Regions from separate parts of the Homo sapiens genome. Here region 1 is linked to region 2. A link is an interaction called in ENCODE POLR2A ChIA-PET data of the cell type or tissue named here. Cell type or tissue: PC-9. All regions are shown on one strand. Region 1 overlaps STAG3 (STAG3 cohesin complex component). Region 2 has its middle 27 kb from the start of PVRIG.

The links. ChIA-PET counts read pairs that join two places held together with the same protein. Peaks named below come from ENCODE experiments on the same cell type or tissue, not always from the same donor. Only the 100,000 strongest peaks of a DNase experiment are listed, where the experiment ranks them.
Region 1: POLR2A ChIA-PET joins it to region 2 with 21 read pairs; 10 of 35 experiments call an interaction of 5 or more read pairs at or near these places.

What each region holds. Positions count from the first base shown.
Region 1 is chr7:100,182,257-100,190,256 of GRCh38, forward strand. STAG3 (STAG3 cohesin complex component) reads left to right here. Exons shown (of 34, transcript NM_001282717.2): 4 at 467-583; 5 at 3,944-4,040; 6 at 6,197-6,273; 7 at 6,556-6,760; 8 at 7,189-7,340. It also overlaps the pseudogene LOC102724025. Among named protein-coding and RNA genes, the nearest start is that of STAG3, 8.3 kb to the left of the region's middle. RefSeq lists an enhancer at 7,954-8,000. In PC-9, a CTCF peak has its summit at 7,951 (motif pointing right); no DNase peak of the experiment used is centred here.
Region 2 is chr7:100,242,793-100,250,792 of GRCh38, forward strand. It overlaps the pseudogene CASTOR3P. Among named protein-coding and RNA genes, the nearest start is that of PVRIG, 27 kb to the left of the region's middle. RefSeq lists enhancers at 712-1,111, 3,974-4,771, 5,570-6,366. In PC-9, no CTCF peak of the experiment used is centred here; DNase peaks (open chromatin) are centred at 3,669 and 4,779; H3K27ac peaks cover 2,750 bases.

The DNA.
Region 1 (8,000 bases), 61 kb before region 2:
GCTGAGGCAGGAGAATGGCGTGAACCCAGGGGGCAGAGCTTGCAGTGAGCCGAGATTGCGCCCCTGCACTCTAGCCTGGGCGACAGAGCGAGACTCCGTCTCAAAAAAAAAAAAAGAAAAGAAAACCTAAAAGAGGTTCAGGTGATACGGTTCATAAAAGGACAAGATTTACAAAGTATTAAGGGATGGAAATAGGAAGAAGAGAAATTTTGAAGAGAAAAGAAGAGAAAAGGACGTTAGGATGTAGAGATACAGGAAGGGGACTCAAGGACTTTTTTTTTAAGGGAAAAAAATAAACTTCATAACAATATAAAAATCAATTATTTCAGGACTGAGTCTAACTCAGACTCTGCTGTGGAATTGGCAGCTTAAGCCTACTTGTGTGATAATGATGAAACCAAGCGTTAATGTCACTGTTACCTTTTTTGTTTTTTTTTCATATTTCTGATCTTTTTATACATATTAGGTGGCAAAACATCCAAAGAAAGGGTCCCGAGTGGTACATCGTCATAGCCGGAAACAGTCAGAGCCACCAGCCAATGATCTTTTCAATGCTGTGAAAGCCGCCAAAAGTGACATGCAGGTAAAGCAGTGTCTCACCTCTGTTGATACCATCTCACTTTTTGTAAGGTGGTAAGGACAAGTGTCTACAAACTTGATTTGACGTGAACATTTTAGTGAGTGTAACATGTCAAGAAAGATAAGGTTATGGGGTGAATCCTTGGAGTGATAGAAGGGTAACCTTGAATGAGAGAGCATGTTCTTTTTTTTTTTTTAGACAGAGTCTCTTTCTGTCGCCCAGGCTGGAGTGCAGTGGCACAGTCTTGGCTCACTGCAGCCTCTGCCTCCTGGGTTCAAGCGATTCTTGTGCCTCAGCCTCCCAAGTAGCTGGGATTACAGGCGTGTGCCACCACGCCCAGCTACTTTTTGTATTTTTAGTAGAGATGGGGTTTCGCCATGTTGGCCAGGCTGGTCTCCAACTTCTGACCTCAGGTGATCCGCCCACCTTGGCCTCCCAAAGTGCTGGGATTACAGGCGTGAGTCACTGCACCTGGCTTTGAGAGAGCATGTTCTTTTCTTAAAGGTATCACAGGAGTGATTATGCCTTTATTGATTGATGGAGCAGATGAGGAGAGGCATTGCATGACACAGGAAGGAAGCTTGGATGTGGGTGGCACCTTGTTCACCCATGTTATTTTTTAGCTCCATCTTGACAATTATACTTAATTATTTTTTCCTTGTTTCTTTTTTTATAATTTTATTGAAGTTCTAATACCCGAAAGTGTACAAAGCTTATATGTAGTTTAAAAAATAAAAATGAAATGATTACTCAGATCTCTAGCCCCAGCTCAAGAAATGAAACATTAATAGTGCTGTAGAGATCCTTTGTGTACCTTCTTTCTACTCCATTTCACAGTCTCCTTATTACCCACAGGTAAACACTAGAGTGAATTTTGTGTTAATCTTTCTCATCTCTCATTATAGTGTTACCACTATGAATATGTTCTTTAATTATGTAAATGAATCCATTATTCAGGCTTCTATGATTTAATTATTTGAGTTAACATTGTTTGAGATTTACCCACATTAATGTGTAATTTTATAGTTTCTGGGAAAATATTTAAAATTTTCAAACATATAGAATTTTGCTAGTTATATTTTCGTTATTTGATTTCTAACTTCATTGTGTTGTAGTCAGGGAATGTGGTGTTTGAAATTTATGTAGGGGCCGGGCACAGTGGCTCACACCTGTGATCCCAGCACTTGGGGAGGCTGAGGCGGGCAGATCACTCGAGGCCAGGAGTTTGAGACCAGCCTGGCCAACATGGTGAAACCCCATCTCTACTAAAAATACAAAAATTAGCTGCATGTGGTGGCGTTTGTCTGTAATCCCAGCCACTTTGGAGGCTGAGGCATGAGAATTACTTGAACTCGGGAGGCGGAGGTTGCAGTGAGCTGAGATTGTGCCACGGCACTCCAGCCTGGATGACAGAGTGAGACTCTGTCTCAAAAAAAAAAAAAGAAAGAAATTTATGGAGACTTAGCCTTATGGCCTAGTATTGAGTTGGTACATTCGTTTTATCTTTTCTGTTTCTTTTTCCACCTTTGCTTGCCTTCCTTTGGATTTCTTATCTTCTGCAAGGACCTGAGCACATTTTAATTCCAAATGTCTTTTCCACCTTATATGCAGTTGTACAGCGTGTTAGTTTTTTTTTTTTTTTTTTTTTTTGAGACGGAGTCTTGTTCTGTCGCCAGGCTGGAGTGCAGTGACGTGATCTTGGCTCACTGCAACCTCCACCTCCCGGGTTCACATGATTCTCCTGCCTCAGCCTCCCGAGTAGCTGGGATTACAGATGCATGCCACCACGCCCAACTAATTTTTGTATTTTTAGCAGAGATGGGGTTTCACCGTGTTGGCCGGGATGGTCTCGATCTTTTGACCTCGTGATCCGCCGGCCTCGGCCTTCCAAAGTGCTGGGATTACAGGTGTGAGCCACCATGCCTGGCCTTTTATTTCTTTTTTTTAGCCCATTCTCCCCCTTTTATTTTTAAAATTTTATTAAACATAGTCATTTTATAATCTATGATAAATTATTATCTAAAGTCTTTGTGAGTATAATTCTGTCAGTGCCTTGTTTCTTTATATGTTTTACTAGGTTTTATTGTGAGCCACTCATTTTCCCTGGAGTTCTTATGTGTTGGAATTCTTTGGGGCCTAGGCCAAAGCTGGGTTTTTAAGAAAGGAACCTGCTTTTGCTTTGACAGTTGTCTGGGGACACTCCAGAATCACTTTTTTTTTTTTAAGACAGGGTCTCATTCTTTCTAGGCTGGAGTGCAGTGGTGCTATCACGGCTCCCTGCTGGTTTGACCTCCCTCAGTGGCGAGGTGGTGATCTTCCCACCTCAGCCCCTCTCATAGCTGGGACTATAGGCATGTGCCACCATGCCTGACTAATTATTCTGTTTTTGGTAGACCAGCCTGGGCAACATGAGTTTCACTTTACTTGGGTTACTGCTCCCAGCCTGAATCGCTTTTAATTATCTGAATGATTATTCTGGGCTGGGTGTGGTGGCTCATGCCTGTAATCCCAGCACTTTGGGAGGCTAAGGTGGATCTCACTTGAGGTCAGGAGTTCGAGATCAGCCTGGCCAATATGGTGAAACCCTGTCTCTACTAAAAATACAAAAATTAGCCATTAGCCAGGCGTGGTGGCGCACACCTGTAATCCCAGCTACTTGTGAGGCTGAAGCAGGAGAATTGCTTGAACGTGGGAGGTGGAGGTTGTAGTGAGCCGAGATCACACCATTGCACTCCAGCTTGGGCTACAGAGTGAGACTCCATCTCAAAAAAAAAAAAAAAGGAAAAGAAAAAAAAAGATTATTCTGATTATTCTGATCATGTATGTGGTGTGAATCTTGATTGCAAATCCAGATCTGAGGGCTCACTATGGTTATGAATTCTCAAGAAAGAATTATTTTTTTTCCCTCCACTGTACCCTCAGGTCATAACAAGCTAGTTTTCTTGCTGTCTCTATCTGCCCGGTAGGTTTAGTGTTCAATCTGACTTCCTTGAGGATCTGACTCTTTGCAGGACCCAGCTTTATTTAGGTGCCTCCTCTTGGACTACTCGTCTTGGAAAAAGCTTAGGCTCTACCTCCTGTGCTCTGCATTCCATGCAGCCATCTGGATACAAAGTCATAAATCCCCAGGGATTAATGAAACCTTTAGGGCAAAAGTCAGTTTGTTTACCTCCCAGGGTTGCTACTTACACCTCATTTTTGGCCTATATGAAATTTTACCTTTCATTCTAGTTCACCAGTACATTGTGAAAGATGTTTTAAATGTTTTACAGAAGTTTAGATGGTTCAACTGGGAAGATCATATAGGATTTCTATTCTGTCATATTGCCAGAAACAGAAGTCATCTACATTTTTTTTCCCTAGTCTTTGGTAGATGAGTGGCTGGATAGCTACAAGCAAGACCAGGATGCAGGATTTCTGGAGCTTGTTAACTTTTTCATCCAATCTTGCGGATGTAAAGGTGAGGAAACTGCTCCCCCTTTCTAATTCCCAGCCTTTTGTTCCTATGTTATGAAATTCTTTCTCCATTTAGATAAGTAGGATTAGACATTTCCTAAATAAAGGAAGATGGTAAAGCATTAGAAAAATTTTACTTATTTAGGCCGGGCACTGTGACTCACACCTGTAATCCCAGCACTTTGGGAAGCTGAGGCAGGTGGATCACTTGAGGTCAGGAGTTTAAAACCAGCTTGGGAAACATGGCGAAACCCCTACTAAAATACAAAAAATTATCTGGGTATGGTGGCTCATGCCTGTAGAATTGCTTGAACCCAGGAGGTGGAGGTTATAGTGAGCCAGGATAGCGCCACTGCACTCCAGCCTGGGCGACAGAGCCAGACTGTCTTCAAAAAAAAAGAGAGAAAAGTTTCACTTCTTTAACTAAATTTTTTATTGATAAATATGGGAAGTGATCCAGTAGGGAACCATGTTGGTTTAGAGGCAAGACACTTTAGGGAAAAAGAAGTAATCACGCTTATGTTATGGCACAAATTTGAAGACACCCTTTGGTCTTTCTGGATGCAATAATGTTACTCTTTGTTTCCCAGCTACTTTGCCCATATTTCTCCTCTGTAGCTGTGGTACCCCCAGAACTCTTATTGCCATGGCTTCGTTTATTGGGACAGATGGTCTCAGTCAGGTTGTATTATATAAGAAATCAGCATCTGGCTTAGTTTTATTGCTGTCTTTGTTTTGTTTTTTTTTGTTTTTTTTTGAGACAGAGTCTCACTCTGTTGCCCAGGCTAGAGTGCAGTGGCATGATCTCGGCTCACTGCAACCTCTACATCCTGGATTTAAGCGATTCTCGTGCCTCAGCCTCCCAGGTGGCTGGGATTACAGGCGAGTGCCACCATACGTGGCTAATTTTTGTATTTTTAGTAGAGATGGGGTTTCACCAGGCTGATCTTGAACTCCTGACCTCAGGCGATCCCCCTGCCTCGACCTCCCAAAGTGTTGGTATTACAGGCATGAGCCATCGCGCCTGGCCTGTTTTTTGGTTTGTTTTTTTTTTGTCGTTGTTGTTGTTGTTTTTTGGCAGTTTTTCACTGCTTGATTCCTTTTTTTTTTTTTGAAACAAATCCTGCCTCAGGTTTATTTGTACAAATAGTGCAAGGGGACACCAGTCCTGACCTCATGCTGGCAGAGAGAGATCTCTACTCTGAAGCCTTTGTACAGGCCTGGGTACTTTTGGGAGCCTGAGCTGGAACTGAAGGTGGAGGTGCAGCCTGGCCCTTCATTTGATCCTTGGCCTTTGGCTGGCACAGCCTGAGCCCCTTGGCATTGTGGGCACAAGCATGCTTCTCAAGCTTGGGGTGGGCAGTGTAGGCAAGTCGGCTTAACCTCCTTGGGCTTTATGAGGGACTTGATAGCCTCAGCATGTGCACTCATGGCCCTATGGCCCTGGCATTGTTGCCCTGCATCATCTTTTTTTTTTTTTTTTTTGAGACAGTCTCACTTGTTGCCCAGGCTGGAGTGCAGTAGTGCGATCTCAGCTTACTGCAACCTCCGCCTCCCAGGTTCAAGCGATTCTCCTGCCTCAGCCTCCCGAGTAGCTGGGATTACAGGCACCCGCCACTATGCCCAGCTCATTTTTTGCATTTTTAGTAGAGACGGGGTTTCACCATGTTGGCCAGGCTGGTCTCGAATTCCTGACCTTGTGATTCACCCACCTTGGCCTCCCAAAGTGCTGGGATTACAGGCATGACCGACTGCACCCGGCTGGCCTGCATCTTCTTTAGGCCGTTCTTGTTGTGCTTCTTGGCAAAGCACATATTCCTCAGGAATTTGGGTCCATCCGCTTAAGAGATTTGTATCTTTGTGATTGGGGTTTCTTGATGCCATTTCTGTGCAGTTTTCAGCCTGGTTGTGTGAGGTGTGGTTCTTGGATTTGGCCATGTCTACACCATAACCTGTGGCTCCCTTCCTTTGGGTTTTTAGAGAGATTGCCTTATAGCAGATACATGGTTGGATGTTGGCAGACTGTTGACCAGGGGGTCTTCTCATTCCCCACCTAAGCTCTTTGCAGAATGTTTCCTTGCTCATCTTCAGGTATATCTGTAAATGATCAAAGCATCCTGTTATTTTCCTTGTAAGCACCTCATATCCTTCATTCTTTAGGCATTGTGACCCCTGAGATGTTCAAGAAGATGTCCAACTCAGAGATCATCCAGCACCTAACAGAGCAGTTTAATGAGGTGGAAGAAGATGACCAGGATCCTCTTACCCCTCTTATTTCAAAACACAATGCCTATTATCCCCTTCTTTTTGATTCTGTGAAATAGGGTAGCTTTTAGAAGGAGGAATTCAGTCTCTTGGGGGTAAAAGAGATCTGAATATGCCTCTCAAATTGGGGAGAATACCAGGAAATGAGGTATAACAGATATTTTTACTGGACTGTTGAGTTTTGACATCCAAGCCCCTATGACTTCATGGACCTGGTAATAACTTTCCCATCCTTTTCATACATCCTTTTGTAGGACTCGGGGGACTACCCTCTCATAGCTCCAGGTCCATCCTGGAAGAAGTTCCAGGGCAGCTTCTGTGAATTTGTGAGGACATTGGTCTGTCAGTGCCAGTACAGCCTCCTCTATGATGGCTTCCCTATGGACGACCTCATCTCCCTGCTCACTGGCCTCTCAGACTCACAAGTCCGCGCCTTCCGTCACACTAGCACCCTGGCTGGTGAGCATTCATTTTTACTCTGGACATTCTCCTGGGGATTTATAGGACTTTCCTCTGTTCTCTGATTCAGGATCTTCTTTCCTACCTGCATCTTGGCTCTTCACTTCAAGGCCATGCCTCTTTTATCCTAAACTTCAATCCAGTTTCTCACTAGTGGAGTTTTGAGAAGGGGTAGATCACAGCAACAATTTCCAGGTTTAATATTTTTGTCAGAGCTCACCACTAGGGGTATGCTGATGGTTAAAAGAAGACCACAAGGGTTCGAGGGAAACAGTCCACTCCAGGACAGGCCGTCTTAGGATTTTAGGGTCATCCTGCTCTGACGTCTCATTTTCATTGCCCTTCTTTCCTTCTATTTTTTCCTTCTACTCATCCTCTCTCCTCTGACCTCAGTAATGATTTCTTTATCTCTTTTTCCTTTCTCAAAGCTATGAAACTGATGACCTCCCTGGTAAAAGTTGCCCTCCAACTGAGTGTGCACCAAGATAACAATCAGCGTCAGTATGAGGCTGAAAGAAACAAGGGGCCAGGGCAGAGGGCACCTGAGCGGCTGGAGAGCCTGTTGGAGAAACGCAAAGAGGTGAGGAGTGTTCCCTGCTTCTTCCTTCCCTTTTTCCCAACTTGCACCCACTTCTGCCACAGACCCCCTTATCAGGCCCTGGGCAGTCTTTCAAGATCATGAATAATGGAGTCTGGCAATAGTTTCATAGACCCATCCTGTAAGGGGTCATTACATGCTCATCTTGTTTCTGGGTTGTGGGCTCAACAAATAATGTGTAATTTAGAGTTCTCTCTAATTCCACTTTTGCTCAGTTTTTTTTTTTTTGTCAGCACTCATTGTTAGGAGTGTTTAAGTGCTGTACCTGCCTGTCATGCAGGGAATTAAGTTTTGACCTACTTGTCAAGTGTGCAGTGTGCAAGTGAGTGCAGGAGTACTAAAAGCCAACCATTGACAAGGGAGGCCAAATTTTCAAGGAATGGAAAGAAAACAGGCCTCCCAGTGAACTCGCTTTAAATTCTGTTGAATTTAGTCACTAGCTCCATAGCCTTATGTAACCTCTCTTCAGTTTTCTTTTCTTTAAAAAAAGGAATAATCTCACCTTTTTGTGAAGAATAAATGAGATGAGTAAATTGCCTCGCTTGGCTCATAGTAGATACTTGTTTTGTTTCCTTTTAAACTTAAAGATGACCACTGGGGGGCATAAGCCATAGCAAAATCTTTTACGCTGATGAAATCTTT
Region 2 (8,000 bases):
AATCACAAAGATCTGGGGAAAGCCCCAGGAACCCAGGCTCCCCCCAAGGAGATCTCAGTCCTTGTAGACAAGAGTATACCTTCTGCTTGTCAGGTCTTGGTGCAAAATGATCACTGATTTTGGATCTCCCCAATTCTCACGGTCCCCAGTCCAACTTCCTTTCACCCCTACCAGCCTATCACCTCCCCAGCCATGGCGATATCCATTATAGTACTGAGATTAATCACTTCCATGTCTGTCTGCCTTTTTTTTTTTTTTTTTTTTTTGAGATGGAGTCTCACTCTGTTGCCCAGGCTGGAGTGCAGTGGTGCGATCTCGGCTCACTGCAACTTCTGCCTCCCATGTTCAAGTGATTCTCCTGCCTCAGCTCCCCGAGTAGCCGGGATTACAGGTGTGTGCCACCATGCCCCGCTAATTTTTGCATTTTTAGTAGAGATGGGGTTTCGCCATGTTGGCCAGGCTGGTCTCCAACTCCTGACCTCAGGTGATCCACCCACCTCAGCCTCCCAAAGTGCTGGGATTACAGGTGTGAGCCACCGTGCCCCGCCCCATTTCTGTCTTTGCGAGCAAGAGACAAGGCTGCATCTCCTCCTCCAGGGCCGCCATGCCCAGCACAGGGCTTGGTACGAGGTCTGTAATCAGTGTGACCTTAATGAATGTGCTGTAGAATGATTCCCATTTCACAGACGGGAAAACCGAAGCTTAGTTGGGTTAAAGGAGTTAGCTGCCTGGGGTCTGCCGAGCCGGGGCTGAGCTGCCTGTACGGGTTGGGGACTTCCTGAAGGCAGGGGGGACTTGTAGCATACGCCCCATGACTCAGCGTTTCCATTCTGAGACATGCACCCTTTACAGATACGTAACGGGAGACACAGACAAGAGGATCCGTGACAGCCTGTTCTCAGTAACAAAAACCTGGCCACAGCCCAGATGCCCATCAGCAGGAGAGGACATGAAGAATGGCAGAATATTACCCAGCAGGCAACATGAACCATCCACAGTGTTAAGCAAAGAGATAAACAAGTATCAGCAATGTCACAGCACTGTGGGTTGAAAAACAAGTCCCCAGACATTGTGTATGGCAGGGTACACTTTTTACAGAGTTACAACTACTTATGATTTAAAAAAAAAACAAAAACACCTGGCCAGGCACAGTGGTTCATGCCTGTAATCCCAGCACTTTGGGGAGGCCAAGGCAAGCAGATCACTTGAGGTCAGGAGTTCGAGGCCAGCCTGGCCAACATGGTGAAAACCCATCTCTACTAAAAATACAAAAATTAGCCTGGCGTAGTGGCACATGCCTGTAATCCTAGCTACCTGGGGGACTGAAGCACGAGAATCGCTTGAACCTGGGAGTTCGAGGCTGCAGTGTAGATCACACCACTGCACTCCGGACTAGTGAGACTCTGTCTCAAAAAAAAAAAAAGGCAATGCTTTGGAGTTGGCTGTTCGATCCTGTGGTCTTGGGCATATTTACACAGCTCCTGAGCCTGTTCCCCAAACTTCCAAGAGGGGTACATACTGTCTGCCTTCAGGAACCAGGGTGGGGAATCAATGTCCCTTTGTAGATAAAATCACCAGGTGACCAGCCTGGGCAACACAGTGAGACCCTGCCTCTACCAAAAAAAAAATCTAAAAAAAAATATTAACAGGGCCTGGTAGCATGCACCTGTAGTCCCAGCTACTCAGGAGGCTGAGGAAGGAGGATTGCTCAAGCCCAGGAGGTCGAGGCTGCAGTGATGAGCTGTGATTGCACCACTGCACTTCGGCCTAGGTGACAGCGTAAGACCTTGTCTCAAAAAATAAAAAATAAAATTAAAAAAGCACCAGGCGGCCGGGCGCGGTGGCTCATGCCTGTAATCCCAGCACTTTGGGAGGCCGAGGGGATGGTTCACCTGAGGTCAGGAGTTTGAGACCAACCTGGCCAACATGGTAAAACCCCGTCTCTACTAAAAATACAAAAAAAAATTAGCCGGGCGTGGTGGCAGGCACCTGTAATCCCAGCTACTCAGGAGGCTGAGGTGGGAGAATTGCTTGAATCTGGGAGGCGGAGGTTGCAGTGAGCCGAGATCGCGCCACTGCACTCCAGCCTGGGTGACAGAGCGAGATTCTGTCTCCAAAAAAAAAAAAAGCACCAGGCATGCTGTGGCTGCTTTCATAAACAGCATCCATTTCTGGTTTTGGTTAATGGCACGACACTTCCCTGGTCTTTTCCCGACATAACCAGAAGCACATTCAACCTTCTGTGTTCCTTACACCAGAGCTGAGAAAGCACACCGAGACACACAATCTCTGACCTTTCCCAGCATGCAGACAGTTTGTGTCAACATGCTGAAGACCACAATGGAAATATGTGACCCTAAAGTAACCTGCAGTCCTGCCCTGACACTATGAATTGGGACGCAACATTCTCTGGAGGCCTTGCTATTAAAGGACTTTGGGGACACGCTGGGGCATGGGCTGGAGTTGTTGTCCTGTCACATGGTAACTCTGGGAGTGGCCCTGGTTCCCGGTCACACTCATCTCCTGCGGCCACCACCACTCCAACCCTACCGTGTACTGCTGGCCTGTGGGGCTGGGTGTTCCTGGGGGCCCCTCGGCTGGCCCCATCCTTAGATGACCTCTGCCCAAACTCACCCTCAGCAAAGACATGCAGCTCAGAAATCCCCCTTCCTGCCACCGGGGCCCATCTACCCCTTGCTGGGTCAGCTTAACCTTCCCTCCCCCAGACCTCTTCCACCCCTGCCCCTCTGCCTTGCTCAGCACCCCAACACACACCCCAGATTTCCTAAGACACAGACCAACTGGGAAGGGCACCCTCTCAGAAAGTCTCTGATCATTCGCCCATCTTTTTTTTTTTTTTGAGATAAAGTCTTGCTCTGTTGCCCAGGCTGGAGTGCAGTGATGCAGTCATAGCTCACTGCAGCAGCCTCAGACTCCTGGGCTCAAGTGATCCTCCCAACTCAGCCTCCCAAGTTGCTGCAACTACAGGTACACACCACCATGCCTGGCTAATTTTTTTTTTTTTTTGAGACGCAGTCTTGCTCTGTTGCCCAGGCTGGAGCGCAGTGGCATGATCTCGGCTCACTGCAAGCTCTGCCTCCCAGGTTCACGCCATTCTCCTGCCTCAGCCTCCCAAGTAGCTGTGACTACAGGTGCCTGCCACCATGCCTGGCTAATTTTTTTGTATTTTTAGTAGAGACAGGGTTTCACCGTGTTAGCCAGGATGGTCTCAATCTCCTGACCTCATGATCCGCCCGCCTCGGTCTCCCAAAGTGCTGGGATTACAAGCGTGAGCCACCGTGCCCGGCCTTTTTTTTTTTTCATTTTTTTGTAAAGACAGGGTCTCACTATATTGCTCAAACTGGTCTCGAACTCCTGGCCTCGAGTGATCCTCCCGCCTCAGCCTCCCAAAGTGCTGGGGTTACATGTGAGCCACTGTGTCAGCCACTGTGTCTGGCCTGTCCACCCATCTGATCCCTTCTCTCTGGCCTCAGGAAAACAGCACTCTGGCAAACTCCTTCCTCCTTTCATGACTCTCCCAAGCACCTCCCTGAGCTGTCGGTTTCATACTTGGCTTCTTAGTCTTAGCAATAAATAGGATCAAGTTTCTTCTGTCCTAAAAAAAAAGTCTTCCTTCATCCCCATCTCCTCCTGAGGCCACCTCCTTACCCCGACCACCTGCCATTGGGCCACGTCCTCAAGCCCTCCAGGGCATCCCGCTCCGTTCATCAGTGACCTCCCTGAGCCCAGCCCGATGACGTCTTCCCTTGTGCCTCCCTGCCCATGACCTGTTGCCTGGACCCACATGGCTGGCCAAGGCCTCCCTGGAATCTGCAATCTCCCGCACGGTCTCCTCTGACGTCTTGGACACTGACAGTCCTCTGCTTCCTGTGGTGGCTGCTCTTCTCCTCCCCAGCGTAGGCAGCTCTCAAGGGGTCGTCTCTCATCTCCTATTACACCCTCTCCCCAGATGCTCACTCCTGGGCTTCCAACCACCATGGTCCAGGCTCTCCCTGCAGACTTGCACTTCTCTCCCTGCACCCTGGCTTCAACCACCTTGGTTGATTCTTTTTTTTTTTTTTCTTGGAGACGGAGTCTTGCTTTGTTGCCTAGGCTGGAGTGCAGTGACGCAATCTCGGCTCACCGCAACCTCTGCCTACCGGGTTCAAGCAATTCTCCTGCCTCCGCCTCCCAAGTAGCTGGGATTACAGGCGCCTGCCACCATGCCCAGCTAATTTTTGTATTTTTTAGTAGAGATGGGGTTTCACTATGTTAACCAGGCTGGTCTCGAACTCCTGATCTCAAGTGATCCAACCGCCTCAGCCCCCCAAAATGCTGGGATTACAGGCATGAACCACCACACCCGGGCGGTTGATTCATTTGTCCCATCAACTCTCTGACATAGCTGTTGCTGCCCATTTGACAGATGAGGCAACTGAGGCTTAGAGAGGCTGAGCCACCACCTTACAGATGACCCAGGTCGCAGCTGGTCCCCTCACGCTGCCAGAGTTGTTGACATGTGCCCTCAGCCTGGTGGGGTGAAAGAGAATTGCACACCAGCCACTGACTCTCAAAATCCATTGTTCCCCCCACCACCCAACCCCGGCCTTGGCCTGGAGCCAAGCACCAGGGCAGAGCTGAGGCCCAGGGTGGTCCCCGATCTGGGCCGAGAAGCTGAGTAGCTGAGTCATCTCTGAGAAGAACACTCCCATCTTCAATTGCTGCTGCTGCCTGTTGTGGATGGCCCGGCTGACACAGGTAACTTGATCTGTTTACTCTGGGATTCCTAAGCCCGCAGAGTCAGGCCCTCACACGGGGCCTCTCCCTGGGCATCCTGGGCGAGGAGCCCTGGCCCAGCCAGAGCCCTGTTCCAGCAACAGACCTGAAACCCCAAGGCAGAGGGGGAAGGAGGGTGCAGCAGGGGAGAGACACTTCCAGGTAAACTTGCCTGGCAAAACCTTTTCTGAGATGTCTGATTTATGAACCAGCTAAAGTAGCAGAGAAAAGAGAATTACAAGTGTTTTTTTTTTTTTTAAATCTGTGGCACAGTTTACCACCAGTTCACCAGCAAATAAGAAAGGGGGGTGCCAGGCATGGTGGCTCACACCTGCAATCCCAGCACTTTGGGAGGCAGAGGCGGGTGGATCACTTGAGACCAGGAGTTCGAGACCAGCCTGGGCAACATGGTGAAACCCTGTCTCTACTAAAAATACCAAAATTAGCTGGGCGTGGTGGCAGGTGCCTGTAATCTCAGCTACTCCGGAGACTGAAGCAGGAGAATCGCTTGACCCCAGGAGGCAGAGGTTGCAGTGAGCTGAGATCATGCCACTGCACTCCAGCCTGGGTGACACAGCGAGACTCTGTCTTAAAAAAAAATCTTTTCGTGTAGAGACAGGGTCTAACTATGTTGCTGAGGCTGGTCTTGAATTCCTGGCCTCAAGCCATCCTCCCACCTTTGCCTCCCGAAGGGTTAGGATTACAGGATTGAGCCACCATACAGGGACCTATAGTCCCTTGATTAGCATCTTAAGGGGAAAGAATTTTAGCATGGAATAGATCATCTTTAAACAAAAACCCAGGATCAGAGAAGGGACGGGATCTGCCAGAGGTCACACCTTGCACGAGCCAGGACCAGAACTGGGAAGACCTTTCACCTCCAGCAGTGACCCATCCCCCTGACCCCCACCCAGACTCTTCCTGGTGTCCACCTGCTGTGTGCCACTCGATTCACCAAGCCCTCTTTGACTGACCCCTTGGGGACCTCAAATCCAGCCTTTTTCATCCCTGCTGTCATCTCACAAGCCTCTTCCTGGGTCTCCTGAGACCCTGTCCATCCACGCTGTACAGTACAGGCAAAGGCACTTCTCAAAGCACAAATGTGATGACCTCGCTCCTTGGGTCAAGCACCTCCCGTGGCTCCCACTGTCTCCATGATAACACCAAGGGCCCCAGGATGGCTTCCAGCTCCGTGACTTGGGCTGTTTCTGTCCAGCCCCCATGGGGCCACTGCTGGGCGCCTCCTCGTTCGTTAGTGTGCCGTATCCTCCCCCGGGACCCTCATTCCACTCCCCAGCCTTCAGGTCTCAGGGTGGACACCTTCACGAACCATGCTCCACTACGTCCCCTCCTCAACACTACCCACACCTCCCCTCCAACCGTCAGTGCCTACTTAGGGAGGTGTCTGGCCATTAGATCACTGCTGAAGTTTACCAACTCCACCCTGGCCTGGGCTGCTGAGTGGGCAGAGACCAAGGAGGCTTTGTCACTGCTACCCCAGCTCCCAGTTCTGGGCGAGGCTTGTAGTATTTGCTGATTGACTCTGCACCTGTCTTGGGTGCCAGAGGCCGCTCCTGGCCTGGGGTGGGGTGGGTGGGGGCACTGGGAGCTGGACAGGAGGGTTGTGCACCAGGCAGACAGAGCATCCCCTGCTCACTATGGAACCTTGGCCCACTCCTTGTCCTGGCTTCAGTTTCTCCAGCTGTACAGTGAGATGACTGGCGTGGGCAATCCCTGCAGTCCCTCCAGGGGTCACGGTCCCATGCTTCCCTCATATCCAATTATGGAGAATGTGATAAAGGCCACTGTGTCTCCCACCACCAGGCAGGCAGGGCATCTTCATGGGCTGAGGACCTACAGATGCTCACACCTTCCAGCTCACCCAACTATAGTGTGGCTGGTGGTTAGGTGCATGGGGATTTTCTTTTCCTTTTTTTTTTTTTTTCCCAGACAGGTTCGTGCTCTGTCACCCAGGCTGGAATGCAACGGCACCAATCACAGTTCACTGCAGCCTCTAACTCCTGGGCTTACGTGATCCTCCTGCCCGAGTAGCTGGGACTATAGGTGCGTGACACCACACTCAACTAATTTCTTATTTTATTATTTATTTCTGAGACTGGGTCTCACTCTGTCACCCAGGCTGGAGTACGGTGGCACGATCTCAGCTCCCCACAACCTCTGCCTCCCGCATTCAAGTGATTCTCCTGCCTCAGCCTCCCGAGTAGCTGGGATTACAAGCACTCACCACCATGCCTGGCTAATTTTTGTACTTTTAGTAGAGACGGGATTTCACCACGTTGGCCAGGCTGGTCTCAAACTCCTGACCTCAAGCAATCCACCCGCCTTGGCCTCCCAAAGTGCTAGGATTATGGGTGTGAGCCACCGCACCCAGCCTAATTTTTTATTTTTTGTAGAGACAGGGTCTCACTATGTTGCACAAGCTGGTCTTGAACTCCTGGCTCAAGAGATCTTCCTGCCTCGGACTTCCAAATTGCTGGGATTGCAGGTATAAGCCACTGCACCTAGTCAAAACATGTTTATTTATTTATTTATTTATTTAATTTTTTTTAAGATGGAGTCTCGCTCTGTCGCCCAGGCTGGAGTGCAGTGGCGCCATCTTGGCTCACTGCAAGCTCCACCTCCCGGGTTCACTCCATTCTCCTGCCTCAGCCTCCCGAGTAGCTGGGACTACAGGCGCCCGCCACCATAGAGAAGGGGTTTCACTGTGTTAGCCAGGATGGTCTCCATCTCCTGACCTTGTGATCTGCCCGCCTCGGCCTCCCAAAATGCTGGGATTACAGGCGTGAGCCACCGCGCCTGGCACCAAAACATGTTTTTAATAAGATAAAATCTGAGCTCGGGTCATGGTTTCTTATAGATATGTATTTTTTTTTAACCCCAAACTCGGTTTTTACAATTGCGGCATAACTTACTATAACAAAATGTACAGATTTTCAGGTGGGCAATTAGATGACTTTTGGCAAGTGTATATCCCCCATTTAACCAGCACCCCGATAAGTATATTGGACATTCCCATCATTGCAGAAAGTGTTCCGTGCTCCTTTCCCAACAACTGGAGGCAGCCACTGCTCTAGTCTCTAGTGCCGTGGATTCACTGTGTCTGTTTTGCGCTTCAAATCCATGGAAACACACACATTGTGTCCTATTTTCTGCCTGGTTTATTTTGCTCAATATATTATTTTTGAGATTAATCCAGGCTGGGT